Regions from separate parts of the Homo sapiens genome. Here region 1 is linked to region 2. The links are chromatin loops, found by intact Hi-C in ENCODE. Cell type or tissue: endothelial cell of umbilical vein. All regions are shown on one strand. Each heading gives the region's core, and the rest is flanking DNA. Links, peaks and the distances in the headings are about the cores only.

What was found. Peaks named below come from ENCODE experiments on the same cell type or tissue, not always from the same donor. Only the 100,000 strongest peaks of a DNase experiment are listed, where the experiment ranks them.
Region 1: it touches region 2 in a loop (2.8-fold over the local background); 3 of 110 quality-filtered maps call a loop at or near these places.

Annotation. Positions count from the first base shown.
Region 1 is chr20:10,406,922-10,422,651 of GRCh38, reverse strand. It overlaps MKKS (MKKS centrosomal shuttling protein), which reads left to right. Exons shown (of 6, transcript NM_170784.3): 2 at 1,894-2,124; 3 at 8,721-10,122; 4 at 13,849-14,024; 5 at 14,926-15,036. The coding sequence starts at 9,138. LOC128706665 reads left to right here. Exons shown (of 3, transcript NM_001394148.2): 2 at 1,894-2,124; 3 at 8,721-8,944. The coding sequence starts at 1,915. The coding sequence ends at 2,106. LOC128706666 reads left to right here. Exons shown (of 3, transcript NM_001394149.2): 2 at 1,894-2,124; 3 at 8,721-8,944. The coding sequence starts at 8,765. The coding sequence ends at 8,917. Among named protein-coding and RNA genes, the nearest start is that of MKKS, 19 kb to the left of the region's middle. RefSeq lists an enhancer at 2,155-3,354. In endothelial cell of umbilical vein, for the core only: no CTCF peak of the experiment used is centred there; a DNase peak (open chromatin) is centred at 7,261; H3K27ac peaks cover 1,571 bases.
Region 2 is chr20:10,070,656-10,086,385 of GRCh38, reverse strand. The region is part of intron 3 of SNAP25-AS1 (SNAP25 antisense RNA 1); the gene reads left to right. Among named protein-coding and RNA genes, the nearest start is that of ANKEF1, 44 kb to the right of the region's middle. RefSeq lists an enhancer at 10,821-12,020. In endothelial cell of umbilical vein, for the core only: a CTCF peak has its summit at 9,130 (motif pointing right); DNase peaks (open chromatin) are centred at 9,475 and 11,705; H3K27ac peaks cover 3,004 bases.

The DNA of each region.
Region 1 (15,730 bases), core at 2,492-10,491, 340 kb before region 2:
TGAGACTGGATATAAATAACAGTATCTTCTAGGCCTTTAGTTAAGGTGTTTGCAAACAAGAATGCCATATGTCAATCAACACAGGCCAGCTGACCTTTGGTGCAGCCTCTGTCCCTCCTATAAGTAAGTAGCCCTTAATAGAATTCTTCCCTCCTTACTCTAAATTCCTCCCCCAGTTATTTTATTGTACCCTTAAATTCCCAAAGGCTTTTGCCTTTGGACTTCACAATGAAATTTAATTATGATACAGTTATTTGTAATTGATTCCCTCTAAAAATGGAACATAAGCATGTCAATAAAAGGTGTATTCTCTAAAGGTTACAAAAAGTATATAGTATACCACAGTACGTTAGAAAAGGAAAAGGCCATAAAATACTTTCATTTACAAAGCAGGTCGTGTTTCCTCTATCTAGTAATTAAAATTTTGCCACAAAGTCCTTATAAAATATGAATTGAGACCTTTGGGAGAAATGATTTATAATGCTAAGAATAACATGTTCATAGCTATAAGATAACATCTTTTATTATTTTTAGTATGTATACACAGAACACAGATGGTTCAGACTATTTAACTCAGTACTATTGTGTTTTGGTCTTAAAAGGGGGAATAAGAAATTCTTTTCAGACCTTTTTCTAATGGCATTTAGACAAAAATAAAGTAATTTAGGAGATTTCATGGTACTAAAACTCAGAGATGCAATTGAGCCAAGTTCATAGCATGTCTCATAGATGGTGGAGCAGTCCTTATTAAGAGTATAAGGAGTCTTTAGAGGTTGTCCAGATTCAAGTTCCCAAACCCAACAGATCATCAAACATAGCATCTTTCTGGGCCCTACTTCCATCCTTTCCAAATTTAAAATATATATATATATATTTTAAAAGCTAACTAACTTTGTAACTCCAGGCAACTGTCTAGCCCCAGTTTCTTTGTCTAAACTAGGTCGATAACCCTGTAAGTTAGGGTTTTCTAGTGATTCAGGGCAAACACTCTAAAATGCAGTAGTTTTGCACATAAATGTGGAAATGGCATTACATTCATTCTGATTTGTAGCGTTCAAGCCAGAAATCTTTTACTGCAATTGGAATCCATGTTCAGCTGTTGCAATCGCAGTTGAAACACTATCACTACATCCTGTCAGAATATAGAACCTAAATTCTTACTGCATATTTGTGGATTACCGTTTGATTCTTCTGTTAAAATTGTGACTAAATGTAATTTTTTTTTTTTTTTTTTTGTGATGGAGTCTCATTCTGTTGCCTAGTGCAGTGGCATGATCTTGGCTCACTGCAACCTCCACCTCCCAAGTTCAAGCAAGTCTCCTGACTCAGCCTCCAGAGTAGCTAGGATTACAGGCATGCGCCACCATATCCGACTAATACTTTTAGTAGAAACGATGTTTCACTGTGTTGGCTAGGCTGGTCTCGAACTCCTGACCTCAGGCAATCTGCCTGCCTCAGCCTCCCAAAGTGCTGGGAATACAGGCGTGAGCCACCACCCTCAGCCTGTAATTATAATTTTTAAAAAATATAATTTAAAAAAAGGCTCTTACTCTATTGTGGCTCAGAGAACATTAATATATTTAAAGAACACTCCATGCATGTGTGTTTTCAAAGATTCATATAGCTTTTCCAGCAGGTAATGTTGCTCCTTTGCAATTGTTGCCAAAAAGTCAGTATTGCTCTGTAAGTTTCCCAAGGCTGACTGCCTGCTCCCTTTGGGTCAATGACATGTCTCTTTTTGTTTATTAACATTGCAATGTATTATAATTTAAAATGTTTAACAGTCAGCATTTGTTAGAGTACAGCATGCTACTTGTAGTGATTTAGAAATGTAATTAAAGGGAGGTTATGGGTTTTAGTGGTTTTTTTCCTCTAACTGTAACCTTTTCTTAGGTACACTGATGCTGAAGTACTATGAGCCTTCGGAACTTGTGGAGAGACTACAAAGTTTTGGTTGTTATGGTCCCTTTAGTTGGGCTCATACATTTGGGGTGGTACAGAATCAAAAGCAGCCCTGTTTTCCAAATACCTAAAAACGACGACATTCCTGAGCAAGATAGTCTGGGACTTTCAAATCTTCAGAAGAGCCAAATCCAGGGGAAGTAGCAGGCTTGCAATCTTCAGGTAAGTTCCATTTAATCTGGTTGGTTAATCATATGGCACATTCCAACAATGGGAAACTCAATCTTTTAGATCTCTGGCAAGGAAAAGCCTAAATTGGTAAGTTACCTGTTGTTTTTATTGTGACCCACTGGCAAAATACTATTCTGCAGTTGTTTCTAGAAAAGTTCGTTGTGCAGAGACATTTGACACTTGCCTGGCAGTCAATTGAATGCAAAGGGAAAGAGCAGTTTTGCTAGCAGCATCACCAGGATCATGAATGTGTGCAAAGGAGCCCCTGACTCCTTACCATTACATATCACAAAAGTCCAAATTTATACAAGATTATTTTCTTCTATTAGTGTTCTTTTTTTTTTAACAATACAAAACTAATTGTATTCATTTCTTAACATCAACTATTTTAGCTTGACCATAATTTGTTACTTTTGAGAGTCACTGAAATAAAGAGGATGAAGTTATATAATTTAGGTCTATAGTCCCTTATCCATAATTCCAAAATTCAAAAAGTTCTCAAAACCAAAACATTTTATCCTCACTCCTTTGACAGCAAAACTTGATCTTAACTGACATGAGGCAATTTGCAGTGCAGTTGTCTCCCTTTATCCGCAGTTTGGCTTTCTGCAGTTTCAGTTACCTGCAGTCAACCCTAGTCTGAAAATATTAAATAGAAAATTCCAGAAATAAACAATTCATAAATTTTAAATTATGCACCTTTCTGAGTAGCATGATGAAATCCTGGGATATTCTACTTCATCCACGCAGGATGTGAGTCATTCCCTTGTCTGTCTACCTGCTCGTTAGTCACTTAGCAGCACTCTGGGTTAGATCAACTGTGGTGGTATCTCCGCGCTTATGTTCAGGTAACTGTTACTTTACTTCACAATGTACCCAAAGCACAGGAGTATTGTGCCTAATTTATAAATTGAACTTTATCATAGGTATGTATGTACAAGAAGAAAACATAGTATATATAGGGTTTAGTGCTATATGTAGTTTCAGGCATCCACTGGGTGGTCTTGGAACATATCCCTCATAGATAAATGGGGGAGGTCACTGTTTTTATTCCACTTAATATGAAAATTGAGTTTCACTGCAGAAATTTTATTGGCATTTGTCACGTTTGATTTACTATAATATAGCGTTATACTATATTATGATTATATTGATTATGTATGTTATATACACTATATTGTATTTATAAAATCTAAGAAATTCTGAATTATGAAACTCATCTGGCCCAAGGAGTTTCAGATAAAGAACTGTGACCCTGTAATTGTAAAGCATTTTCTATTATAATTTACTTTTTAACCTTGAGGTGAATAATATGCTCTAAGTTTTGTTATAAGATAGATGAGTGTAAGGTTCTGCTCTTTATGGAAGAAGAACCTCAGTAAGATTTTCCTTATTTATAAGCCTTGGTCTGAGATTTTGACTTTTGGTATAATTACTGGTTTCAACAATATTTTAAATCAAGATTTTACTTTTAAATGTTCATAAGCAGAAGTGGAAGAGCATAGCTTAATATATTAGACAATTATTAAATATAAAAGCCAGGTAGTAACATAGAAGCTTAACAACTTAAAAGAGTAACTTTAGGACATTCTATATAAAATTTGTATTTATAGGAAGAGTTTTAATATATATAAGCAGGGAGTTAGAGAATTTATTAGGTGCTGGATTTTTATATATATAGTCTTTCAGACTAGTAAGACCATTATATTATGTATGTATATTGTACTTATGACAAGAAGTAAAGAACAAAAAGATGTCTTAACAGTTTGGAGGCCAGGTATGGCCAAACTTTGGAGGAAGAAAATCAAGTAGTTTCTTCTCATGCAAAAAGAAATACTCTTGGAGGAAAAATAGAGCTGAGAAAAGAATCTCCTCTAAAATGTTAGGTGAATGTAGTAAGAGATTTTAGATGCCAGTGCAGCAATAGTTAAAAGTTTTAGAGGCTAACATTTCCAGTCAAGCAAGCAGAAGCAGATATTTAAACAGGCTTTTAGTAAGCAAAAGTTAGAGCCGGATTTAGAGTAAGTTAAACACAAATTCCGAATAGTTGAAGTACATCAAAAGAATGCATTTATTTGTCTCTTATTTTCTATTCTTATTTTCATTATGGAAAATTACATACATGCCTCAAGATAAAGAGAGGATAGTATATTGAGCCCTCAAGTATCCATCAACTGGCTTTAATAGTTAATGGCCTTTTGCCACAACCAGCTTTAATAGTTAAGGGCATTTCGCCACAACCAGCTTTAATAGTTAACAGCGTTTTGCCAGTCTTCTTTTATCCATCTTTTCCTCTGTTTTTTGAACTGCTAGAATATTTTAAATCAAATCTTAAGCTCCACTATGTAGTCCTTTTGTATGTGTCTTTAACAGTAAGAATAAACACACATACACAAACACATTTGCATTATCACCTAGAAAAACTTAACAGTGACTCTTTACCTACAATTTGATACCCAAGGCCATGTTTATATTTCTGAATTTGTCTATAAAAAATCTTTTCAGGTGGTTTGTTGGAATCAGGATCCAAACAAGGTCTACGTATTGCATTTGATAGATAATATCTCTTTTCAATTCCCCTCCTAAATCTGCCTTTTAAAAAATTTCCCACATTCTCAGTTTGGCTGATTGCTTCCTCATCTTGTCATTTAACAATTTCCTCTTTCTCTCCCCTATTTCCTGTAATCTCGTAATTATATCAAGAGGCTACTTTCATTTGTTTTTTTAATTTACTTTTTGAACAAGAATACTTCATGGATGGTACTGTGGAATAGATCCTAGGTAATCATGTTGTTTCATATATAATGTCTGATCCACTTTTGATGATGATGTTGATTTTTTTTTTTTACAGAGAAGGCTACAGTGCAGTAGCAGTAGCATATCATAGCTCACTGCAGCCTCAAACTCTTGGGCACAGGCCTTGATTTGTCACCCAGGCTACAGTGCAGTAACATATCATAGCTCACTGCAGCCTCAAACTCTTGGGCACAGGCCATCCTCCAGCCTCAGCATCCCAAGTAGCTGGGACTATAGGCATCCGCCACCACACCTGGCTAAGTTCTAAAATATTTTTAGAACCAGGGTCTTGCTGTGTTGCCCAGGCTGGTCTCAAATTTCTGGCCTCAAGCAATCCTCCTGCCTTGGCCTCCCAAAGTGATGGGATTACAGGCAAGAGCCACTGCGTCTAGCCAGTGTTGCTAAGATTAACAGGCAAGTTAGCAGTGTTTCTTTCCATTATAAAGTTCCCCTTTGATTTTTTTTTTTTTTTTTTTTAAGATGGAGTCTCACTCTGTCACCCAGGCTGCAGTTGGGTGATGTCGGCTCACTGCAACCTCTGCCTTCTGGGTTGAAGTGATTCTCCTGCTTCAACCTCCCGAGTAACTGGGATTACAGGCACCCACCACCACACCTGACTAGTTTTTTGTATTTTTTTAGTAGAGACAGGGTTTCACCATGTTGGCCAGGTGATCTTTTACTTAATAATTATTAGCGACTATTCATTATCATTGCTGTAACCTAGAAATTGGCAAACTTTTTTTCTATAAAAGATCAGATAGTAAATATTTTAGGCTTTGCAGATCATATAGTGTCTATACCAACCCTTCAGCTTTCTGTTGTAGTGTAAAAGCACTCATACACAGTACACAAATTAATGAGCATGGCTGCTTTCCAATAAAACTTCATTTACAAAAACAGGCAGCAGTCTGGATATGGTCCATAGGCTTAATTTACCAACCACCATATATGGGTCTAATGCACTATTTCATTAGGGGTTGCCAAATGATGCTGCTCAAATTCTATCATTCCTTCTCCATTTATTAGCTGGAACAACTTTCCATCGTCAACTATTCAGTTACCCCAAAATGCATTTATACAAGGAAAGCAAGATTAATGTTTTATCCCTGTAATTCCCTTTATTGGTTTTTATAATAATGAGTGCTCAAGCCACTTAGGGTTTTTGTTTTTGGTGTTAGTATGAACCTGTGGGTTTGCATTTATTTCAGTTATATTAATCTGTTGCTGTCGTCATGTTTTTTTTTAATGCTAAAGTTGTCCCATTTTGGATCCTCTCCAAGTTGACTCCTGTTGTTGTTTTTCCTTTGTCCTTGTGATATGACCCACGTAGTCTTTAATAACATCCTTACTTTTGGGCAGAAAAGGACCCCAGCTTACCTTGTGTATTTCTTACCTCATACCTATAATCATTCTTTTTGCCAAAGAACTCCATTTGCTTTTAGGAAAAACTTTCACCTGTTTGTATTTTCTTTAAATCATATTTTATAGTGCACCTCTTAATTTAGAAGAAGTCATGCAAGTTTTACTGTTATTTTAATTAAGTTATCCATCACTGCAACAACAACAAAAACCCATCTGCCAAGCCCGTGCATCCAAGAATAGTCAGGACCATTCGTCTAATGGTAACTCTTGGAATTATGGAGCACCTTGTTTAGGAAGAAAGAGTTTTAATAGAGCTGAACTGATACTTCCAAACATGTTCTATAAACCAGCCCCAGTGGTTTGGTTTTTTTTTCTCTTTTCTCTTTCTTGTACCTTCTTTTGTTCAGGTCTAGACCTGTGACCACAGGTCAACAAGTTTTGGCATCTTTAAAATGATTTGGGAGTCACTACCACTTTCAGTGATTTCTTTGTCATTTTAATGAAATACTAGCCAAAAGATATGTGTACTGGTCTCACTACTGTAAGACTGACAGAGGTGCCAACATGGCATTCTGTTTTTGAAAAGTTACATGACACTATTAAGTATTGAAAATGTTCTAACTAGAAAAACGATTTTCTTAATCATAGTTTTTATTGTGGGGTGTGTATGTAAGTTTTAACGTGCAAATTAACATATAGAAGTCACTTTGTGAGGTTTCATTTAAATGTATTTCTCAGATTTTGCTGAATCTGTAATAGCCATTGAAATATTTAAGTACCTTGGCTGTTCCTGGCATCAATAAACAGATTTTTCTTTCCCTCCTCATGCCATACAAAAGTTGACAATAGCTTTATCACCACAGGAAGAAAGCTGACCATCATTGCCCTTTATTTGGGCCCAGTTGCCATGGTTACAGCCCTTTAGCTAAATTGGGAATGGTAACCAAAATAACATTTGCATAACATTCCCTTGTTCTGCCCACCTCTTTGCACATCTTCAAATCAAGGTTTTGGTCTGATCACCATACTATGCTGTAGCCTACTTTTAGGAAGTACTTTAGGCTAAATAGATTTGTTTCATTTATGCTAAATGCTCTCCTGGACACTACCATACTCAGCATATTCCTGGAAATACTAACGAATAATATACCTTTAAAACACCCGGCCTCAACAGATAAGATCTATGATCTAACGTTTTTATTCTTTTCACACATTATTATTAATGTGTCAGGAATTTATGCCTCAAGGCACACTTTTTTTTAGCAAGGACACTACCTTGTTAAGGAAACTAGAATTGTATTTCTACATGTCCTTTTGATATATAACATTTTATGGTATTTAGACTTTGAAATTGAATTGCAACTCAGATCCTATTTTTATTGTTGTTGTTATCCAGCATATCCCTTGGTTTTTGCATGTACTGTCATTAACCAGTGCTTTGGGGAGGATTCGTTGACTAGGATTTCCAAAACTGAAAATCATTGATTGATAACGTAAAATGATAGAAAATTAGCTCTGACTTTAGCCAGGTGTTTAAAACATGGTTTGTTTTTTGGTACAATGTGTTGTGCAGAATTATTCAGCTAAATATAGACTATACATTAGTGAGTTCCTGCAGTAGACATGCCAACAGCTATCTTGTTTTTATAATTATTTACAAACATGACTTGATATAAATGCACTTCTGTTCAAACCTAAAGTTTCCAAGCAAACCACAATTATAGATAAAAACATAATATTAAATCTTCATGTTGGAGAATAAAGATATTTGGGACTTCTTTTAAGACTCAGAGACTTGCCGGGCACAGTGGCTCACGCTTGTAATCCCAGCACTTTGGGAGGCAGAGATGGGCAGATCACCTGAGGTCAGGAGTTCGAGACCAACCTGGCAAACATGGAGAAACCCCATCTCTACTAAAAGTACAAAATTAGCTGGGCATGGTGGCGCATGCCTGTAATCCCTGCCACTGAGGAGGGTGAGGCAGGAGAATTGCTTGAACCCAGGAGGCTGAGGTTGTGGTGAGCCAAGATCACGCCATTGCACTCCAGCCTGGGCAACAAGAGCGAAACTCCATCTCAAAAAAAAAAAAAAAAAGACTCAGAGACCTAATTCTCTGTTTTATATCGTAGCATTTCTCTCCTAGAAGCATGCCATATTCAAATAACTGTGCTGTAAGCTTTCTAGCCATGTTGTTGTGCCTTACAGAATCACTGAAATACAAGCACTTTTTCTTGTAGAGGGGATTTATTGAAGAATAAAGGAATTTTAAGTCAAAGTTGGTCTACCTTTCTCATTTTCTGGACGTTTGTGCCAGTTAGTAGTTCCTTTTTCTAAAAAGGCAGCAGAGCATTAGAATAAATTATTAAACTGCAGTCTACAAACTGCTTGGGAAGTATTTCTCTAAAATGTTTTTTTTATTATTTATTAGGTAAAGAAGCAGCTTTGAATCTGAGCTTCATATCGAAAGAAGAGATGAAAAATACCAGTTGGATTAGAAAGAACTGGCTTCTTGTAGCTGGGATATCTTTCATAGGTGTCCATCTTGGAACATACTTTTTGCAGAGGTCTGCAAAGCAGTCTGTAAAATTTCAGTCTCAAAGCAAACAAAAGAGTATTGAAGAGTGAAGTAAAATAAATATTTGGAATTACTAATTTGTCATTAAATCATTCTATGCTGATTAGCTTCATAAACATTGAACTTTTTGATTTTATAGCCACAATGCTGCATATTCATACTTTAATTCCTAAAGAATAATTTTTAATGTTAAAACGTGATAATGCAATAAATAGAAAAATGTGGTTTACAAAATAAAAACGGTCTTCACTAGTTACCACCTGAAGTAAGATGTCTCGTTTGGAAGCTAAGAAGCCATCATTGTGTAAGAGTGAACCACTGACAACTGAGAGAGTCAGGACCACACTTTCTGTCTTGAAAAGAATTGTAACATCATGCTATGGCCCCTCAGGTAGGCTGAAGCAGCTGCACAATGGCTTTGGAGGTTACGTGTGTACAACCTCACAGTCCTCAGCTCTGCTCAGTCACCTTTTGGTCACACATCCCATTTTAAAGATCCTGACAGCCTCCATACAGAATCATGTGTCAAGCTTCAGTGATTGTGGCTTATTCACAGCTATTCTTTGCTGCAACCTGATTGAAAATGTTCAGAGATTAGGCTTGACACCCACCACTGTCATTAGATTAAATAAACATCTTTTGAGTCTTTGCATCAGTTATCTCAAGTCTGAGACCTGTGGTTGTCGAATCCCAGTGGACTTTAGTAGTACTCAGATCCTCCTTTGTTTGGTGCGTAGTATATTAACAAGTAAACCTGCCTGTATGCTCACCAGAAAGGAAACAGAGCATGTCAGTGCTTTGATCCTGAGAGCCTTTTTGCTTACAATTCCAGAAAATGCTGAAGGCCACATCATTTTAGGAAAGAGTTTAATTGTACCTTTAAAAGGTCAAAGAGTTATAGATTCCACTGTATTACCTGGGATACTCATTGAAATGTCAGAAGTTCAATTAATGAGGCTATTACCTATCAAAAAATCAACTGCCCTCAAGGTGGCACTCTTTTGTACAACTTTATCCGGAGACACTTCTGACACTGGAGAAGGAACTGTGGTGGTCAGTTATGGGGTTTCTCTTGAAAATGCAGTCTTGGACCAGCTGCTTAACCTAGGAAGGCAGCTAATCAGTGACCACGTAGATCTTGTCCTGTGCCAAAAAGTTATACATCCATCTTTGAAGCAGTTTCTCAATATGCATCGTATTATTGCCATAGACAGAATTGGAGTGACTCTGATGGAACCCCTGACTAAAATGACAGGTAAAAATCACTCTTTGCTTTTGCCTCTTACAGTTAATAAATCACACTTTTTTGAGCAGAGATATTTTTGGTTTGTGTCACTGTTAACATCTTGAAAAATTGACCCAGCATGTGTCAGTATCATTTCTGGCAGCAAAGGTTTCTGGAAAAGATCCTGTATTGTTCACATACTAAAAATGCAGTGATTATAGCCATTTTCTATGTATTTTCAGCCCCCTAATGTACTATATCATCTAACCCCCAAATATTTTACAGGTTATTGAGAAGTCTAACATCCCCATAATCCTAAGGTCTTTCATACTTTACACAAAATTCTTCAGCCTCAATTGACAAAACTTTTAAATCATGTTATATTTAGAAAGTAATTTTGTAACTAGAATGACCCTTTTTCTTCACTTTGTCATAATTCCAGCAAACTTCTGTACTTCTCCTTAAGTAGTTGTTTCTAATGGGAGGGGGATGTACATGCACCTATGTTTTACCTATATCAAAACTGTTCCCACCTGACCTTGAGAACCAAGATCATCTTTTACTTTCAGCACCTATTACAGGCCTGGCCCACTGTGGGTGTTCTAAAGTGTTTGTTGAATTGACCGAAATATATTTGGTAATATACAGAACTAAAATAGGCAAAAAATTCACTGTATTTTACAAACTCAGCAAATTAAAAGCAGATATAAGTACTGTTAGAGCCAAAGAAAAATGACAAGCTGAAGAGTTCCTGATGTGAGCTACTTTTCAGTATCCTTTAACTGCTTTGACAATCTATCAGAAAGATGATCATTTAGTCTGCATTGTTTCCAATTTTTAAGTTACTAGACTTAAACCATTGTTAAAGTTTATTTAATAAAAGTCTTAGTATAAATTATCAAAAAGGAGCCATATGTATGCCAAGTGTTGAATACATAATATCTCTGGGTTATTGCCCTACCTTGGTAAGACTCAAATGACTGTCAAAAGTAGAGTTTCTTAATAATGGAAATAATTCCTTGGAACTCGTTGTTGGTATGGTAAGTCAGACTGATAGCCTTAAATATCTACTAGCTTTGCATGAATCTGGCAATTTCCAGTTTGTGAATACTGGGTCTTCCAGACTCATTTTTAAAATATGGGACACTTTAGCTGGGTGTGGTACATGCCTGTAGTCCCAGCTACCTGGGAAGTTGAGGCAGGAGGATTACTTGAGCCAAGGAGTTCAAGTCCAGCCTGGGCAACAAAGCAGGACTACATCTAAAAAAACAGAAAGGGCTGGGCGGTGGCTCATGCCTGTAATCCCAGCACTTTGGGAGGCCAAGGTGAGCGGATCACAAGGTCAGGAGATCGAGACCATCCTGGCCAACATGGTGAAACCCCATCTCTACTAAAAATACAAAAAAATTAGCTGGGCATGGTGGCCGCACTTGTAATCCCAGCTACTTGGGAGGCTGAGACAGGAGAATTGCTTGAACCCAGGAGGTGGAGGTTGCAGTGAACCGAGATTGCGCCACTGCACTCCAGCCTGGTGACAGCAAGATTCCCTATCAAAAAAAAAAAAACCAAACATTTTCCCGTAGAAACCATATTGTAACTGGGGGCTGGGTTTCCACACTAGCCCATAATATATACCTAAACATGGCATTAATAGCCATAGCTTTAGTCCTGGATCTTGGGAGCAGAGAGCTTTTGAGAAAAAAAGAAAAGGGGGAAAACTACCAGGCACATAGCGCAGGTAAACTTTTAGGTAGATGAAGTATGTTTTTGGCCTTACCTATCTCCCCTGGTAATCTAAGTTAACATTACCTCATTTCAGGCCTTCAAACAAAATTCCTGTTTATTAATGATATAGGTTGTGTAGTGGGTGTTACTGTGGATGGGTGCCACATGTGAAGCATATTGCAGCTTACAGAGGTTTTTGTTTGTTTTAAGGTGGAGTCTCACTCTATCGCCCAGGCTGGAGTGCAGTGGCGCAATCTCGGCTCACTGCAACCTCTGCCTCCTGGGTTCAAGCAATTCTGTCTCAGCCTCCCTAGTAGCTGGAACTACAGGCACACGCCACCACGCCTGGCTAGTTTTTTGTATTTTTAGTAGAGACAGGTTTCACCATATTGGTCAGGCTGGTCCTGAACTCCTGAGCTCAGGTGATCCACCCATCTCAACCTCCCAAAGTACTGGGATTACAGGCATGAGCCACCACGCCCGGCCTGGAGCATTTTTAACATTTGACTTGGTTTGATTTATTTGTGAAGTATGCATTATTATCCCCACTTGCCTCTCATGTGAGGGAGGCAGAAAAGTTAAATGACATGAGTGACAGCATCCAGTGGCTGATAAGCAGTAGAGCCGGCCTTCTCATGCAGAATCTGTTGTTCCCACCATGTGAAAGAAATTATACTATAAGATTTTGGGTTTTTTACTTAGATCACTTTTTTAAAGTATTCATTATTCTTGAATATTTCAGAAGTAAACAATATTCAAATAAGTGAAATTGTTTAGTGATTATATTCTATAAATTTTTTGAGATGGAAGTGTTTTTAGGCATTTTAGCTTTTTTTTTTTTTTTTTTTTTTTTTTTTGAGACAAAGTCTCGCTCTGTTGCCCAGGCTAGAGTGCAGTGGCGCAATCTCAGCTCACTGCTCACTGCAACCTCTGCCCCCCAGGTTCAAGCGATTCTCCTGCCTCAGCCTCCCAAGCAGCTGGGATTACAAGCACCTGCCACCACGCCCGGCTAGTTTTTGTATTTTTAGTAGAGACGGGGTTTCACCATGTTGGCCAGGCTGGTCTCGAACTCCTGACCTTAGGCAATGCCCGCCTCAGCCTCCTAAAATGCTGGGATTACAGGCATGAGCCACTACACCCGGCCGACATTTTAGACTTTCAAACTAAACCCCATTAGTTTGAAAGAAACCATCTTTTAAAGGTGAGTCTGAAAGAAAAGGAAACTAGCTGAAAGGGGTGAATGGCTCAGAATTATAGCTTTAGACTTTAGTATTGTTTCTTGTAGGAGTTTGATGTAGGTTTCTTTTCTTACATAACTTCCATTACGTTTGGAGATTTGGAAAATTCAAGTCACGCTAACTTCTTTATTCATATTTTTACTTGTGGTTTATAAAACTTCACTATTTTACATGTGCAGGTAGGAGGACAAAATACTTAATATATCAAATAATAGCAGTGAAATAAGCATGTCACTTTATTTTGGCATAATTCAGTTAGCTATTTTATAAATAGTTGCCAGACAAAAAAATAATTCTTACATATTCACTATGTAGCGTCCCGAAGGAATTCAACTACACAACTATTTGGATAGCAGCATTTATTTTAAATTGAAAATAATAATGCCTTTAAAAAAAAATAGCCTGTCACATCACCCGTAATCCAAATTAGTGAAGTTCTTAATTTGGGGTCTCTAAACCCTGAATGGGCTTTGAGGGTTTTCTGAATTCCTTGAAAATGTATGCAAAATTGTATGTGCCCTTTTCTGGGAAGACAGTACAAAATGACTTCTAAAAGATTTTCAAAGAGATCTGTAAACAAAAATAACTTCTACTTTACTTTATTTGTATATCATTTTAATAGCAGAATATAACTTAGCAGTTTAGGAATATTCATCTTATTTATCCTGTATTTCATATTTTAAATTATATGCTTGTGGGGCTTTTATGTTGGCTAGGAATAAATATACTTTTAAATGGTTGTTTGCTCCACTTTTGCTTATACAACTTGTATTTTCTAATCTTTAAAAAATAGGAACACAGCCTATTGGATCCCTAGGCTCAATATGTCCTAATAGTTATGGAAGTGTGAAAGATGTGTGCACTGCAAAATTTGGCTCCAAACATTTTTTTCATCTTATTCCTAATGAAGCAACAATCTGCAGCTTGCTTCTCTGCAACAGAAATGACACTGCCTGGGATGAGCTGAAGGTAGGTAATGAACTTTGAATTCCATATGCAGAGGCTGAGGGAGGAATTAGTCACTCAATAGTTATTATGATTTTTTTTTCGTAGCTTCCCTAGGTAGTATAGAAAGCAAAAATTAAAATGATTGATGCAAAGTCACAAGTAAGCTAATTTAAATGCCTGTGGCATTATAATAAATTTGGCATGTGTTGCCATTTATTATTTCTACTATTTACTAGAAACCTAAAAGGCCCTTGACATGCGAACTTTTCTAAGAAATTAGCTTGAATTGTGTAGTCTTTGATGGTAATGTGTATGAATAATTCACTTGGAAAAATGAGTTCCCCAGTCAATACCCATCATCCACTTCTTAGCAGAGTTTCCTGTTCTCTGCCAGCAATAATACATGCAACTTTTATACAAGGGAAATGATAATCTATGGGATTGGTCACAAGTTTTAAAGATTCATGTATGCTCAAGGATATATCCTTAGTAAATGTTAAAGGTCTGTGTGATTTTTTATTTATTATTGCTGGGATGTAACTGTATTATTTCCAAATCCATTCAAAATAAATTTATTATTTAGACTGAAATGATTTTTTTAGTGGAAGTGTCAGCAAACCTTGTTGACCCAGATATTTTGAGGCCATATATTCGTCTCAGTTTGAAGAGCTAAGTGTATATGAAAGAAAATACTAATCTGGCTCCGTGAAAACAAACTTCTGACTGAAGTATCTTCCCTTAATCTCTAAACCTTACTATTCAGAATGTATTAATCACATGACAACCTTGGCACCACACAAGTTTTGTTCTTTTGTAATTAAAATCACACTCTCTGTATTCACTATGATGCTTTGAGAGCATGATTTTTTGTGTGTTAATATGATGTGAACGTCTGATTCTGATGATTTGGGTTTTTTCTTAGCTCACGTGTCAGACGGCACTGCATGTCCTGCAGTTAACACTCAAGGAACCATGGGCTTTGTTGGGAGGTGGCTGTACTGAAACTCATTTGGCTGCATATATCAGACACAAGGTATGTAAGATAATCCTCTTCGGATTACCTGAATTCTCAGCAACTTTTGTTTTCTGAGATAATAAGCCAAAATCATAATATCCTATAGTCTTTTTGTTAGTTTTAACTTTTAGGTTCAGGGGTGCATGTATAGGTTTGTTATACAGGTAAACTTGTAGCCTTTAACACTGAATTTTTCAGTAGTCTAAATAAAGTAGATAATCAAAAACACTTGAGGGAAATAACAAGGTAAATATAAGGTAATATCCTTATTACAATGATTATTATAAAAATATTTAAGCAAGCGATCACGTTCTTTGAGTATTGTCTACATGTTCTGCATGTTGAAGCTAGCATTCTGTTATTGGGAGTTCTCTTAGAGATCTCAACTGCTGCAATACAGTAATAATTGATGTTCACAAACAAAAGGGCCAAGTTTCTACAGAATACTTCAGTATCTTCTAGAGCATCAAGAAAAGTTTCATTTATTTAAGCAATTCACATATTAGATTCTATTATAATTTTAAAATTGGTATTTATGTATGTTATTTATTAATTATACTAAATAGAATTTTTTGATTGGTCTAGGAAACTCCATTTCCTGACAGCTCTCAGATAAGTTTAGTGCATTGTTGTTCTGATTATTTCATAAGTACTGGCCTACTTTATTTGAAAATGGATAGAAAAAGGTATAGGTGTTTTCCAGATATTAGCA
Region 2 (15,730 bases), core at 4,929-12,928:
AAAAGTCTAAATGATTCAACATATATTTTAAGGAACAGTGTAAATATGCAAAACGGTGCCAGATTGCTAACTCTCTTTTCATCAGAACTACTGATAGGAATGCTCCCAAGAGGGAATAAATTATACAGAGACTCTGGTCTCTTTGGAGGTGACTTTGAACTGTTCTTTGTTTCTCCTCTCTGTTGTCCTCTCTCATTTCTCTCCTAATCTATTTCCTCTGCAATAGAAGAGAAATAGCTGACTGTTTTTGCTACCAACTCCTAATTAAGTTTCCAGATACACCCATAAGCAGAGGTGTGATGATAGGCTTGTTATAAAGCAAGTTTATATTCATTTTATGTAATTAATTGTTATTACTGGTTACTAAAGACTTGATGTATGCTGCGTATTTACTAGGTTCTGCAGGAGATTCTGCAGAGATTAAGATGTTATCTTTGTAGGGAAGATAAGACACATTACACAGCTGGACTCATGCAGGGACAAGTGTGATGTGTCAATTGAGGGGCACACATAGATCAAAACCAATAAACAACTCTAGATATTCAGAGAAAGCTGTGGTTCACTCTGGCTGGATTTTGAGAAAGCTTCATGGAAGAGGCTAGGAATGGATGGGTTGGGTTTTAATAGGTAAACAGGACAAGACACAGAGAAGAGAGGTGTTCCAAGTCTTCCCCATCTCAATTCCTAGGGGACTTCGATTTGCTGTTAAAGGTTGAGACTGCTGCTTCCCTGCTCTCCCCTCCTTCTGACCTCAGTAGGCCATAAAACTTTCAGTTTCTTTCTATTTTAGTTTCTCTAATACCCAATGGGGGAAACTATGCCATCTTTCTGATGCAAACAGACTAAGCCAGTTCCAAGCCAAACTGTAAATTAGGCATATCAGTTAGAAATTCATTTAATTTTAGATATCACATTAGATATCACCCATCTAATAGGGGCTTAAACAAAATGGACACTAATTTTAGCTCTAAGAAAAAGAAGACTGAGGCATTTGTTACTGGGGTTTAGCTAACTCAGCAACATCATCAAAGACTCATGCCTTTTCCATCTTCCTACTCTGCCCTCCTTAAGCTGTTGATTTTTCAACCTCACACTGCTCCCCTCCTGGCTGCACCTTGGCTGCATTAGTTTCAGGAATCATGACTGCCTTCAAGGCAGGAAGAAGGGAGAAGAGCAGTAACAAAAGTCTGCTTTTTTCATGACGGCAAAAGTATTTCCAGGAGTCCCCTGCAAAAAAAAAAAAAAAAAAAAAAACATGTATCACTGGCTACAAATGCATCATATGGCCACCCTAGCTGTAAAAAATTCTGGAACTTGAGTATTTCACTCCTTAGATTCTATAATTATACAAAGCAAGGAAAAAGGGCCAGGGAATGGCTACAATGAAGGCTACAAATTCTGCCTTGTCTTACAGGAAACTTTACTTGCTATGGTTAAGACACTCAGAGCGTCTCTCTGTCTTAGCTGAATAACCAGTGTATTAGTCAACTGTTACCTCAGCCATACTGCGCAACAAACCACCCCAAATCTCAGTGGCGTTTAATGATAAGCATTGATGATCACACTCACAGAGTTGCTGATTGGCCAGGGTGCCTCTGTTCCATATGTCTCACATTCTTCTAGAATAGAAGAATGGTGTGGCAGAAACCAAGAGGAGTGAGCAGAAAGGGATAGCACTTCTTTGGGTGTAGGGTCAGAACAGTACATCCTCACTCTTTCCCATACGTCACTGGCCAAAGCAAGCCACATGGGACAAAGCACACTTTCTAGAGGAAGGAACTGGAGAGTTCTTGGGCAAGGACATGGGTATGGGGAAGAGTGAGGAATGGGAACATTCCCACACCCGGCTGAGTAATCTAGTACATTACCTACATGACAGTGGTGGTGGTGCTAGAATGTTAATGTGTTTCCCTCCAGGTAGCAAATGTCCCTGTAACAGGCAAGGGCCTACTTGAGGCAATGCCAAATCAGAGAACTGACCCTAGGGCTGTAATTTTAGACTTATCTTTTTGGAAAGGTAGAGCATATGGTCCCTTGAATTACCTTTTATAGGTGGCTCTTTCCTTTTATTTATTGAATGTATCCAACAATAAAGGGACTCTAAGACTCGGCTTCTCACCATATATCAATTTGGCATTTTCAGGAGCAGGCAATTCCTATTCTCAGTCTTCTTATGTGTCTGAGAGTTTTTATGTCCTAAGTAGGGACTGAATTCTGCCTTCCCCAGCAGTGGTGTCTGGAGATGCGACCTTCATATCACAAGGAGTATTTTCCCAGCCAAACTACATTTGCTATAATTACTATCCTATATAACTTAATTAAACCAAATATTGTGACAATAAGAATAGAATGGGGATGGAAACAATTCCTCATGATATGTGTAATGCTCAGATTGTTCCTTGACGCCATTACATTAGGCAGAGCTTCCTTGACAGGAGGACTGCATTGGTGTTAATTTAATTACATTCTAATGCAAGCTCACAGAAATTACAATACAGATGAGCTGCATTAAAGGACATCTGTGTGTCTTAAAAAGTGTCTATGACCTTTCCTTTGAAAATGAGACTCATTTATTTAGTAAACATTTCCAGTAGTTTCTCATCTCTCTGGAGGCCACCTTGATGGGAAGAAGCCTAGATGAATTCATTTGAGAAGTCAATGAATCTTCTTTTCTGAGAAAAATGTATAATATCACACTTTTGTGTATTTATTTAGTGGGGTTTTTTTAAACCCTTGTCATCTGCCAGACTTTATTGCAAGCACTTCACAAATAAGAACAAATAAAATAGGAATGATAATAGGACCTACCTCATACATTTATAAAAGATTAAATATAATCTTTATTATATTATCTTATTATATAAGATTAAATGTAATCTTTATTATAAATGTATGAGGTAGGCCCTATTATCATTTCCATTTTATAGATGGAAAATCTGAATCATGGTGAGATTAAACAACTTTTTCAAGGTTAGGTAGCTTTAAAAAGGTATGAATTCCCATGTGACTGACTAATGGGGAAAGGAGATTAGGTGCTTGGCAGATGATACAATTTTCTTCATGAAACACCTAAAGTCTGAATAAATTATTTTGGGGGAACTGACTAGCCTCCTCATTGTCAAAAGTCTTGATTTAACACACAAGAAATTTTTCCTGCCCAGCATCCATTCCCTCTTCTCCTAGCTATAGCAGCCTGATTTTCCCTTGGAAGAACAAATCACTCTCCCTTTTCTAATTCATGGGGGTTGAGTGGTCAGATCCAACCCTCCATCTCCAAAGCTGGGAAATTCACCAGGCCTGGGAATTAGTTGAGGAATGAGCATAAGATCTATGCCCAGACCAGGGAGTATCAGCCCAGGACATTGGCTGGGGCTTCTCAGAAAGAAGTACTCTTTTTGGTAGAGTTGTTAAGAATAGGACATAGGTTGGGGTAGCTGGTGGCCATCTTTTTACTATGGTGAAACCCTGATTGGATTTAAAGCAACACAGGGACATTGATGCTGAGAGATTAAGAAAAATAAATTTGTGATGACATTATTTGATCCTCTGGATTTAGCCATGCCTGAGCTTCTCACTACAGAACATGTAGATGTTTTATTTATTTGAATTGATAGAGTACTTTCATTGTCAAAGCCAGTTTGAATCAAGTTTCTGTCATTTGTAAACAAGAGCCCAGTCTGAAAGTGTGCTAGAACAATTTCCAGGCCCATCCTACTGCCCTGGGAACCTCTGTTCTTTCTGCCCAACAGATCTTGGAGAGTTAGGCTGATTTCCTTTCTCTGAAGCTTCTGCCAACATCCTCCATTCTTTCATAGAAACTTCTCCCCTTTCCTTCTTACCTTCTTCACTTCCTTATTGACACCACTGACAAGAACACAAGGGCCTCTCATTTAAAGGCTTCAGATTAAACATGGAGAAAAAAATGGGTCACATAGAAAATTAGCACAAAAAATTTATGAAAGTGAAACAAATCTCACACATTCTTATAATCATTGTGTATGAGCTAGTGTTGTGATGTTCAATATGGTAGCCATAAGCTACAGGTGTCAACTAGGCATATAAAAGGTGGCTACTGCGATTTTTTTTTTTTTTTTTTTTGAGACAGAGTCTCACTCTGTCACTAGGCTGGAGTGCAGTGGCACGATCTTGGCTCACTGCAACCTCTACCTCCTGGGTTCAAGCGATTCCCCTGTCTCAGCCTCCTGACTAGATGGGACGACTGTTGCGCTCCACCACGCCAGACTAATTTTTTTGTGTGTGTATTTTACCAGCGACAAGGTTTCACCATGTTGGCCAGGATGGTCTCAACCTCCTGACCTCGTGATCCACCCATCTCGACCTCCCAAAGTGCTGGGATCACAGGTGTGAGCCACCGTGCCCGGCTGCCTACTGTGATTAAAGAACTGAATTTCTAATTTTATTTAATTGTAATTAAAAATTAAAATAAAAAACTGATTCAGTTATTGAAAACTTTTTAATGTATGCTTAGAACAACTTGAGTATGTGAATCTTACTTGCCAATGATAAATTTTATGAAATGTAACTACAGATTAATTATTTCTGATAAATTTTACTATCTAAATTGAGATATGGTTTAAGTACATTACACATCGGATTTCAAGAATAGATTTGAAAAAGCAAAATATTTAGTTAATTTTTATATTGTTTACACATTGAAATGATGTTTTTGCTATATCAAGTTAAATAAGATAGATTCTTACAAATAATTTCATATGTTTCCTTCAACTTCTTTGAACATGGTTCATGCTATATTTCCATTGGATATTGCTGGTCTGTAGTTTCTGTCTAACCCATGATTTGAAGTACTCTGGAGGGTGTTTACCACACCGAAGATCATGTGTGGTCTTTTATTCTGAAAGCATTGAGAGTTTGAGCTTTTATTCTGGAAACACATTGAAGAAATGTGTCAGTAAATTTATATTAGTCTTCCTTATAAAAGTCTAAACAATCTAACTAAATAGTTTTTATTATTTTTCATGTCATTAACTGATGTTTGAAAATTTTTTTTTCTTGTCTTGACCTATGTGATGCTTTTCTAGTTCAAGTGTACAAAACCTGAGTTTCTGAAAAATAAAGAAATGAAAAAATGTCATTGTATTCAGTGCAAAATATAAGACGTTATGGATTGTTTCCAGAAATCTTTCTATATTGCATTTTTGTTGCTATTTTGTCCATGTTTTTTACTCACACATGTCTGATATTTTTATTGAAATAATCTGGCAACTCTGGAAAGAACTCCATTTTGCTTCATTTCCCCCACTTTCCAGGAGCCATGACTCTTCCTTCCAGTAGGCTCCTTCTTCCCATTCAGAAACCTAGAGATACAGTTTCAGCAGAATGGTAAATGAGGGTGAATGTCTACCCATGTACCCAAGCCTCAGTGGACCTGCCAACTGGAGGGGTCCAGTGCCAGTGGGCCCCATGCTGTGTGAGATAACATATTCAGTTTCCAAGGATTAGAATGTGGATGTCTTTGGGGAGAAGGCCATTACACTGCCTACCACAATAATTAACAGCAGGAAGACATCCTACATCTGTAAACTGAAGGCTCTTGTTAACCCCTCCTCCATCTAGCATGCTCTTTTCCTGAGAAGACAATTTTTATTCAAGTTCAAATTCACAGCAGTGAGGATTTCTCTTCTGATTATGCATAGCCAAGCAGAAAATTTGCTGTGCATTTTTACAATAGAAGACAATGATAAATTTACATATTCATTAGATGGTTTTCATCAGGATAGCCAGGCAAATCTCAGATTAAACTCATGACAGAGCATTCTTCTAGATTTCCTTAATGAAGGGACAGGCATCATTTACTCTGATTGTTGCTTTGCTATAACAAATCATTTTGGCTGTGATGACAGATTAACACTGTTCTATGAGATAGAGTTTATTGCACTGGTTACAGTGCTTCCACTGAAAATAGGTCAATTTCTTGTGAACCAGGGCTGAACTTGGTAGGTATCTAGAAACTGGATCTTGGAACTAATTATTAGAAAGTGCTAATGTTTGCTCACCTATGATGAATAAACCTTCCTTGCCAAGTAGATTAATTTCTCTTTAAGGAAAGAGCTAATGAAACTTAGAAACTCCCAAAGATATCATGAGTAGACATTTGATTAAGCAAGCAAGTTAAAGCAAGAACTTGGCACATAACCATGAAAATAGTTCTTGTCAAGTCTCTTCACATTTCATAGAGCAATTGCATTCCTCCAGCAACCAAGGGGATGGCACACTAAATGTTCAAGGACTGAAATTATGCAATCAACCATCAGAAATGATCAAGCTGCCCTTCCAGTTAGTCAGAAGTAACTGGTTTTTCCCATCATCCTCCAAGCATTTGTATGGTTTTGTCTGTTTAATTCCTGAAGGACTATATTAACAGGTTGAATTTGTTGCAAAATTAAGATGCAAGAAAGGGACATTTTTCTGATTTCATAGCTCAAGTCAAATGCTGCTCACCCAGGTTAGCAGAAAGTCTAATAGTTGTTGTTATTGTTATTATTATTATCATTATTGGTTTCTTCCTCTTTTTTGAATTAATGAAAACCAAGACAAATGGGGATGTGGCTTCTGGGCTGCCGAGTTATATATTGCCTATCACAAATTGGACCAGTAAATTGTTGGCAGTTATGTTGTCAGCACCTGCCCTCTCTAGGAGGTCTGGTTGGGTGCAATGAACTTAACAGATGCCCCCAAGGATGCAGTGCTTTGTGTTTTAAACTGATTCCCATACCGTCTCTTCTTGAAAGGTGCTTCCATAGGAGTGGAGTCCTCTATCCTGCCAGTCTTGAGAAATCCAACCCTGTCAATGGCCTAGCTTCTCTACCTGTGAGGGGGAAGGTGAAAATTACCTTTTCAACCTTTCCATTGGCATTTATTGAACATTGTCTTAGTTTAGGTTTCCTTAAAAGCAGACTCGGAGACAAGAATTCAAGTGTAAGTGGTTTACTTGGGAGGTGATCCCAGGAAACACTAACAGGGAAGTGTAGAAGTGAGACAGGAAGGAAAGGCAGACACAGGAGGCCATTATCAAGTAAGTCACCACTGTGGGCAGCTGGGGCTCAAGCCCACTGGGGAACTCTGGGAAACAGTGTAGAACACTCAGAGTTAACCTACTGAGAAGTGAAGCCAGCTGGACTTCCCGGGTCAAGTGGGAACTTGGAGAACTTTTCTGTCTTACAAGAGGATTGTAAAATGCACCAATCAGCACTCTGTAGCTAGGATTGTAAAATGCACCAGTCAGTGCTCTGTAGCTAGCAAAGGGATTATAAAATGCACCAATCTGCACTCTGTAAAAATGCACCAATCAGCAGGATTCTAAAAGTAGCCAATCATGGGGAGGATTGAAGAAAGGGCACTCTGATAGGACAGAAATGGAACACAGGAGGGGCAAATAAGGGAATAAAAGCTGGCCACCCCACCCAGCAGTGGCAACCTGCTTGGGTCCCCTTCCACGCTGTGTGGAAGCTTTGTCCTTTCGCTCTTCACAATAAACCTTGCTACTGCTCACTCTTTGGGTCCGTGTCATCTTTAAGAGCTGTAACACTCACTGCGAAGGTCCGCAGCTCCATTCTTGAAGTCAGCGAGACCATGAACCCACTGGAAGGAACCAAGTCTTGACACCCATGGAGGGGTGAGGGAGCTGGGTTACTTCCACCAGCTCCTGAATTGAGTGCTGCCAGCAATTAATATTCCAGACTATCCAGTCTACTATGCCCAAGGCCAGAAAGGCTTCCTGCTGCTTGGGAAAAAGCCCTCTGGCAAAGAGATACAGATCCTGGCAGTTGGAAGTGGAATAAGCTCATGCTGTAGTGGTGAGGCCCAAGGGGCAGTAGTACAAAAAGTTTCTTATCCAGCCTATGATTAAGGCACTGAAATAGGTGCTGTAGAAAAGCTTTATCTACTTCATTCAGTACATTAGGGAGAAGCAGCTATGTTTTGCTGGCTACGTGCTCAGAATCGTGCCAAATGATATAAGTGAAACAGAAGAAATAGGAGGCATGGTCCCTCCCTGATTTGGAGGAACTTATTCTCTAAGTAAGGAAGACAACCCTGGTGCTACCATGCACCAGTGGGTAAATGGACAAAATAAAATGTTGATTTAGGCATTAGGGGACAATTGGAATTCTGGGAAAGGCTTCATGGGGAAAGTAGGAAATGAAGGATATTGTTTTCAGAAAAGAGCCAACGCCTATATAATTTGAGGGACAATGAGAGGAAGCCTGGAGGCAAATTTAGCCCAGTATGTTGGTAGACAGTGAGCAAGCCCATGAGAATGGAGTTGATGGAACATGTTCAAGAGGACTGGGAATCTAACAAGCAGTGTTGGCTTGTTATTGCCCTACAGATGTCAGTCATTACCCTGAGTGCATAATTCCTCCTGAAAAAGTCCACTCATGCCCACAGTACCGTCAAAGAAGTGGTTGTGTCATGGCAGATGACTCTGTTTCCACTGTTGAATCTGATTTGGATGGGGCAGGGACTTGACCTTGGATGGGCTCATCAGAGTCTGTTTTTTTATTTTATTTTGTTTTTGTCTGGCATTTGGACCTACAGAATTAAGGGACTGGATAAGCTGGTTCTCTATAGAGCCAGGGCAAGAGCTTCTTTGCCTTAGGAAGCCACAGTCATGTGCAAACACATTACATTAGAGTAAAACATCATAGGCAATATGGGACTACAGCAAAAAAAGACGAGTACAAGTGCTAAGAGAAACAGAGGAGAGACACCATGTGGCCCTAGCAAGTAAAGGTGACTTGCGAATCCCCCCAAGCCCGTCCAGTACTTCTAGCAATGTAGAGTCCTCTGTAAACTTTCCACTCAAGCTAATTTGAGTGGAAATCGAGGATCCTTCTCTAAGATGACATGGCAGTCATTAATTTTTCTATTGCCTACTAATTTTTCTATTGCTCTGTTTTTTTGTCCTATGGGTTGATGTCATAGCTGTTGATCTTCATAAGCAAACCTTGAGAATTGTGTGCAAGTGGTTTACTAAGGAAGGCTCCACAGAGACAGTAAAGGAATGGGGGAAGTAGGACAGGGAATGGAAGGAAGTGAAGCTGGCGGTGAATTCAGACCACGTCTGTGGAGCCTGCAGGGGGCGCTGCAGTGGAATCTTGCCTCAGGTGCGCTTTTCTCTTTACCTGGGCAAGGGAACTAGGCATTTACACCCTTGCTTATTGTCCTGGGGATGTAGAGGTAAATTAGACAAGATCCTTACCCTCAATTCATTTACAGCCTAGTTGGGAGAGACAAGCTTGCAAGCACAGGAAACTAGAAACAAGGCTTCTGGGTGGAGGAGGATAAGAAACACTCTACCCAAAGGATGTTCTCTGCAAAGGGTGAATGATTTAACATCTATGTGCCTCTCCCCCACCAAACATGTTAGAATCACTCAGCAACACAAGCATGGCTCATTTCCTCCCAGGTACTATTTTCTTATCTCTTCCAGAAAACAGAGCTTCCTGAAAAACAACTATTGAAGGAATATGGTAAGAACCTGGCAGGAGCCCAGTTTATACTCCGTAGCTTTGACCTAAGAAAGAGAAGAGTAAATATTAAACCCAAGGTCGGTAAGACTTTTGTGTATTTTTTCTTTTTCCTTTAAAGGTATGTTTGCTCTTTTAAGAACTGGGAACTTATTGTTTAAAGTATTTTTGGTGCAAGGGTCAGGCTGCCAGGAAAGCAGTGGGCATCTGCTTGTGGTTCTTGGGGTTTTACCCAGTGTCTGCAACCTCTATTTAGTGCAGGAAGAGAGTGTGGTCCAGCATCTACCTGCCTATCAGGAGTCTTAAGGGCCCAAACTGGTAGAACACTGAGAGCTTTTTCTTTATTATGGGAAATGATATGCCATATGATATCATTTCATTATATAACCTGCTAGTAAGTTACTATATTAAGAGCTCACAATTAGTAAACTTTGGTATTTCTACATTTGAAATAGCACAATACTGGAGCTTATTGAGAACAGTAATTCAGGATTCTGTGAAAGTCAGCGTCCACTAAATATTTCACAACACTGCAAAACTTGCACCGCTGCTGCACACAGGCAAACAGTATGAATTCCCACAGGGCTTGGCCAAGACACTGTGTCATCAGTGCATCCATAGTGTTATCTACAGTTTTTAATTGCCGCTATTCTTGCTGCTTAATCATCAGTCATTGTTGGTCCCAACTCTTCTTACTCTACTTTCTTTTATATTTGATTTTCCTTTGTAGAAAAATGTCTTGTGAGTTTGGGACTCCCCAGAAGTAGAGATGTGGATGTGAGTGCAAGTGATTTGCTTCGGGAGTGATCCCAGGAAACAATGGACAGGAGTGAGGAAATAAGACAGGAAAGGAGGAAAATTACTAAAGGAGTGTGCTAATGTGCAGAATTGCTGCTGTGGGTAACTGGGGCTCAGGCCCTTTGGGACTCTAGGGAGACTTTGCAGGACATTCCTCAATGTTGTCCTACCCAAGAGGTGAGAAGTTGGGATATTTATCCAGCATTTCCTGTCTGATGTCTGTTGAGGGCTGCTTCCTGAGGCATCAACTCACAGATTCTTCCAGTCTGCCCTGCACGCTGAAACACGCTCCTGCAGCCAGAGAAAATCCTCAGGGAGAGCACCAGTACTTGCTGAGAGGCTGTCAGTGAGAAAAAGAATCAGAAGAGACTGTTAATGGAATTGGGTGTACATGGGACCTCTGACAGCATCTGCTTTGGATGCATACTTCCATAAACAGCAGTTAGGGCCCACAGTCTTCTAATCACTTGACTTTGAAACACACGTGTTGCATTTCAATGTGTTATATAAGATCAAATTGCTGATCAAATTGCTAAGTATTCAGTGAAAACTATACGTAAGGATGTGATCTTAAAATTGAAACCTGGATAATGGGAAGAACCCAGCCATGTGAACAGCGAGGGGAGAGTGGTCTTAAAGTCTTTCCTGTTGCCCATTTATTTTTTATTTTATTTATTTTTATTCTTTTAGATACAGTCTCGCTGTTGTACCCATGCTGGAGTGCAGAGGCATGATCATAGCTCATACAGCCTCGAACTCCTGCATTTTGCCTATTTAAATTCTGAGCCTAGAACAAGGAAATTTAAATCCTGGATTGCTTGAAGACTGATTCTTGGCAATCACATTCTCATTCAGAATAAAATTGTTTTTAGCCATCTCCTTCAAAATAAACTTTCAAATTTTCCATTTGATATCATTATAATGTTCACGTTCTCTTGTCTAGTCAGTTTCTCTATGCCCACTATTCGTGAAATTTCCCCATCTCATTTCCCCAAACACTGCTTTGACAGTTTCTTTTTTCCACGCTAGGTTTCTCTAAGCCCCCTCGGATTTGCATAGAAACTATAGTTCCTTAGATAAAAATAAAACCTTATTTAAGACCCAGAAAATCTCAATCCCCTATGCCAACAGCAAAGAGGGCAATTTGGATACCTGAGCCTGGACTTGCTCAAATCTTTCTAGTTACAAACTTGCCCCCACTGCTTCCAGCATCTCAGGCAAAAGGTAATTCCATATCTCTTAGACACCAGTGTTGAAATTTTTTAGACTCTTAATGTTCTCTGAGTAATTACATGGCATGAAAAAAAATCAGATGAGTTTTTGAAGAGATGACTTCTCCCCAAGGCCCTGAGTCACAGATTTTTTTTCTTTCTATAGAGTCACTGTCAAAATTGTGAGTCATCCATTTCTTCTTGCCAGTGCAGCACACTCCCAGGGGACACGTGGCTTCACTCCTGAACAAGTTCAGTAAGCAGTGCTGGAGAGAATACTGAAAACGTTAAAGAATTATGAATACAGCTCAGATCTCACTTTCCTGTTTTTTAGATTTTGGGAATTCATTCAGGTGGAAACAGCATTTCTTGCCATCACATGATGGGGGTGTCCCCCTCTGCCATGTTTCCCATCAGTTCTATCTTCCTCCCTTCCAGTTTCTCTGGACATGTCTGACTTTTGAAAGAGTAATTTTCTCCAACATGTATTTTGAATTATCTTCTCTGTACATAATTATTTTCTATCTCCTAGAAATTCTTCATAATTTTTGTTCCTCTAATGGAAGATTTTAATTTTTTATGTACTATTATGCATTATTTTAATCAGTTTTTTTTGCTAAGGCTTTACAGTGAGAGTAGGTACCTGTACTCAGTTTGTAAGTTGATAAAAATTTTTAATAGCTCACTATACATGATTTATTTTTGCATATCCAGCAACACAATGTTGGCTTTCAATAAAGGTTGAATGAATAAAATGTTTAAAGCATTGCTTTTTAAGAAGTTCTAACCTAGTGAAGTCATAAGCAAACTTGAAAAATGTGTGTTAAAATAATTCTAGGTATCAGGTTTTCTAATCTTGTATGCAAAATCTTATATCAATTTAGTTGAATTTGCTTATACAGTGTTAGCAAGAAAAACAATTAATACATAAGCATATCTTCGCATAGCTGCAACAGAAAAAAAAGAAAACGCCCTCAAAACTATAAACCAGTATTTTAATGTATGTATGATTCCTGCTTGATGCATTTCATTACTGATATTCCAGGCTTTTTTCTTTTAATACTTCCAATGACCACAAACTCATGATACCCTCATAAGGCGATTTAAAGCAGTTTCGGAAAGTTCTAATTGTTGGGGGAGAAATTATTTAGGAGCCAAATTATGTATTGTGGACTGTTTTAACTGCTGTGCTAAAAAATTTAGATAGTTTCTGTGTCAGTCACCTTGATTAAGAAAACTGCAAATAAATCACATTAGCAACCGAAATGGAAAAAGCAAACCATCAATATTGAGCCTCAATGTCCCCTGCTAGCTGTAAATCCCTAATTCCCCATGCAATACATTTGTTTACCTAGCAAATGTGTACCCATTTGAGTACCTGTCTCATTAGAGGGCTATAAATGACTACGATTTAGTAAGTATATTGTTCAGAATAGATTTATTATTTCAACTTCTAGCCTTGATAAATCATCATGGCCCAAAGGAACACTTTCCTAGTTCTTTTGCAAAAGTCACGTTGCCCAACGAGAAGTTCTTGAGATGATCACTCTGAGCCATCTGCTCTCCGTATGTGATGTAGCATAGGCCTCTGTTCCTGGATTTCAATTATGGTGTCAGAATTTTAGCCAGGTTTCTTACATTGATCCCTTTAGGATAGAATCCAAGATATATTATTTGCCTTGTTTTTAACCTCATATCATAAGACTGAAAGGAGATTATCAAGGCAGGTCTTGAGATATTGTCTTATTAATAATTTGGCAAGCATGATCAACATCTGAGGTTAATCCCCAAGCTGCATGTAGATAGGAATAGTCTAAGCCTCCTTGACTTTCTTAATATTCATTATATTACTGCTGCCTTCATTTAGGCTCTCTCCATTTCTAATCTGGATGATGACCATTGTTTACTGTTCTCTTTAGCTTCAGCCTTGCCACATGTCTTATCTGTCCCCTCCTGCAGCCAGAGTGCTCTTTCTTAAATGCATACCTGAATATGTCACTCTGCTGCTTAACTGCTTTGTTGTATTTTGCATAAAATTCAGGCTTCTTATTATGGAATACAAATCCTGCAGGCCAACTTCTCCCACCTCATCTCCTGTCACTATCTTTCTATCCTCCAACCATATGGAATTGCCTTTGATCCTAGATTGCATATGCTCACTTGTGACTCTATTCCTCTGTCTTTGGCTGCATCCATTGAGAACTAGCCTTACTGCAAAGCCCCCAGGAAGCTTTTGGTTTTCCTGAAACCTTCTCCTCCATCAGACGAGGTTTGTGTTCCATCGCAGTGCCATGGCATCCTGAGCATATCTCAAATCCTAGCATTAATCACTCTGTATTATAATTGTTTCCTAGTCTACATCCTCCTCAGACCTGGAGCTCTTGGAGAGGACAGGCTAGGTTTAATTTCATTGATAATACCAGGGTGTAACACGTTGTTGTTGCTTCATATTGCAAATGCATGACGTGTGTGGGTGCTCGAACTCAAAAGTGAATAAATGTTTGGCACTCTGGAAAATACAATTGCACTGCTAAGGACCATTCTGCAGAATACACCTTTTGAGTGAATGCTAAAGTAGCTAAGTAATGGCTGCTTTTAGGGGAAGCACTAAAATATGAATAATGACTATCTCTGATGGTTTTTTCCCTGGGTTATGTTTTTGACTTAATAATTTTCATATTTCCTTATAAGGAACTATATAGATTGCATTTATAATTATACACAAATATTTAAAAGCAGCATATATTATTTTGTGTTCTATTGCACCTCTATGGCAAATGTTTGCAGAATAAAAGGACTAGGGTAAAGTCCTCAAGTGGTCAACAGTGATATTTTTCTAGGGTTGGAATTATGAGTGATTATTTCTTCCTTGTAATTTGCAGGGCTTTCTCTGATATGATTTTGTTTACAAGATTTTCTTTTACAAGAAAAAATTCATTTAAGTATTAAAAAATTAAATAGATGGCATGATGATTAATAATTTGAATAATCAAATAAACCACCCCTGTCAAGGGACTACTGAATTTAATCAAACCTTACTTATTGTCAAATCATTTAAGCTGTCATTTTGAGAGCACATGGAAAACAACATAAATATTGATGTGTTTTTTTAAATGGAGAAAACTATGACTCTGGCAATTATAAAACTGGAAATTTTGTTTTAGAGCTTTGGGAGCCAGGTGTGCCATTGGGCTGGAAGCAGACCCCGAGTCCAGTCATGAATTATGGAGTTGGTTTTTAATGGAATATAACTGTCTATTTTTGCTGCCAAATCTATTAGCCTTTAGTACATAATACACCGGAGATTAAGGCCCCATATATTCAGCAGAAGATTTACTGTGAAGCAGTAAAAATAGATTTAGTCATAATTTATACAGGTGCATGTTTATAGGTAGAGTATGTTTGTAAAAATGGCAAGGAGAGAAAGAAATTGATATTATTTTAGAATGTTTTCTTTTGATTTTTCTCCTTTAAACCCAAACATTTTGCATCTGTAATGAATTAAAAGTAAATACTTCTTTAATATTTTCAAACAGTTAAGATTTATCTCAATTACATTTGGCAAGAGCTATCAGTTGCATATCATTATTTATTGAAAAGGAGATTAGATATGTTTTCAGCCATTATGAGTTTACTTTTGTGAGCACAGTAATGTTCAGTTCTTGGAGGTTCTTGCAGATCACCTATTATCATAAACCAAAAATATGATTTACAAACGATGGCCAATAATTTGCATGTATAATTAAATGTCAGGGTAAATATTTCTAACGGTAACTTGAATCATTCAATTCTGGGCTTGAAAATTAAATCCTGAAAGCTACGCAAATGCTTGGGCAGAGAAATCCGGTAATGCTTACTTGAAATATAGAAACCTATATTTAGTACTTCATAGTGTGCCAGATAGTATAACAATTGCCTAGTGTCTATTATCCCATTAAGTTCTGATATGGTATGGATCTGTGTCCCCACCCAAATCTCATGTCAAATCATGCATGTCCCCACCCAAATCACCATGTCCCCAGTGTTGGAGAAGGGGCCTGGTGGGAGGTGAGTGGATCATGGGGACAAAGTTATCGTGAATGGTTTAGCATCGTCCGCTGCTTGATACTGTATAGTGAGTGAATTCTCATGAGAGCTGGTTGTTTAAAAGTGTGTGGCACCTCCCCACCCTCTCTCTTCTTCCTACTCTGGCCGTGAAGTGCCTCGCTGCCC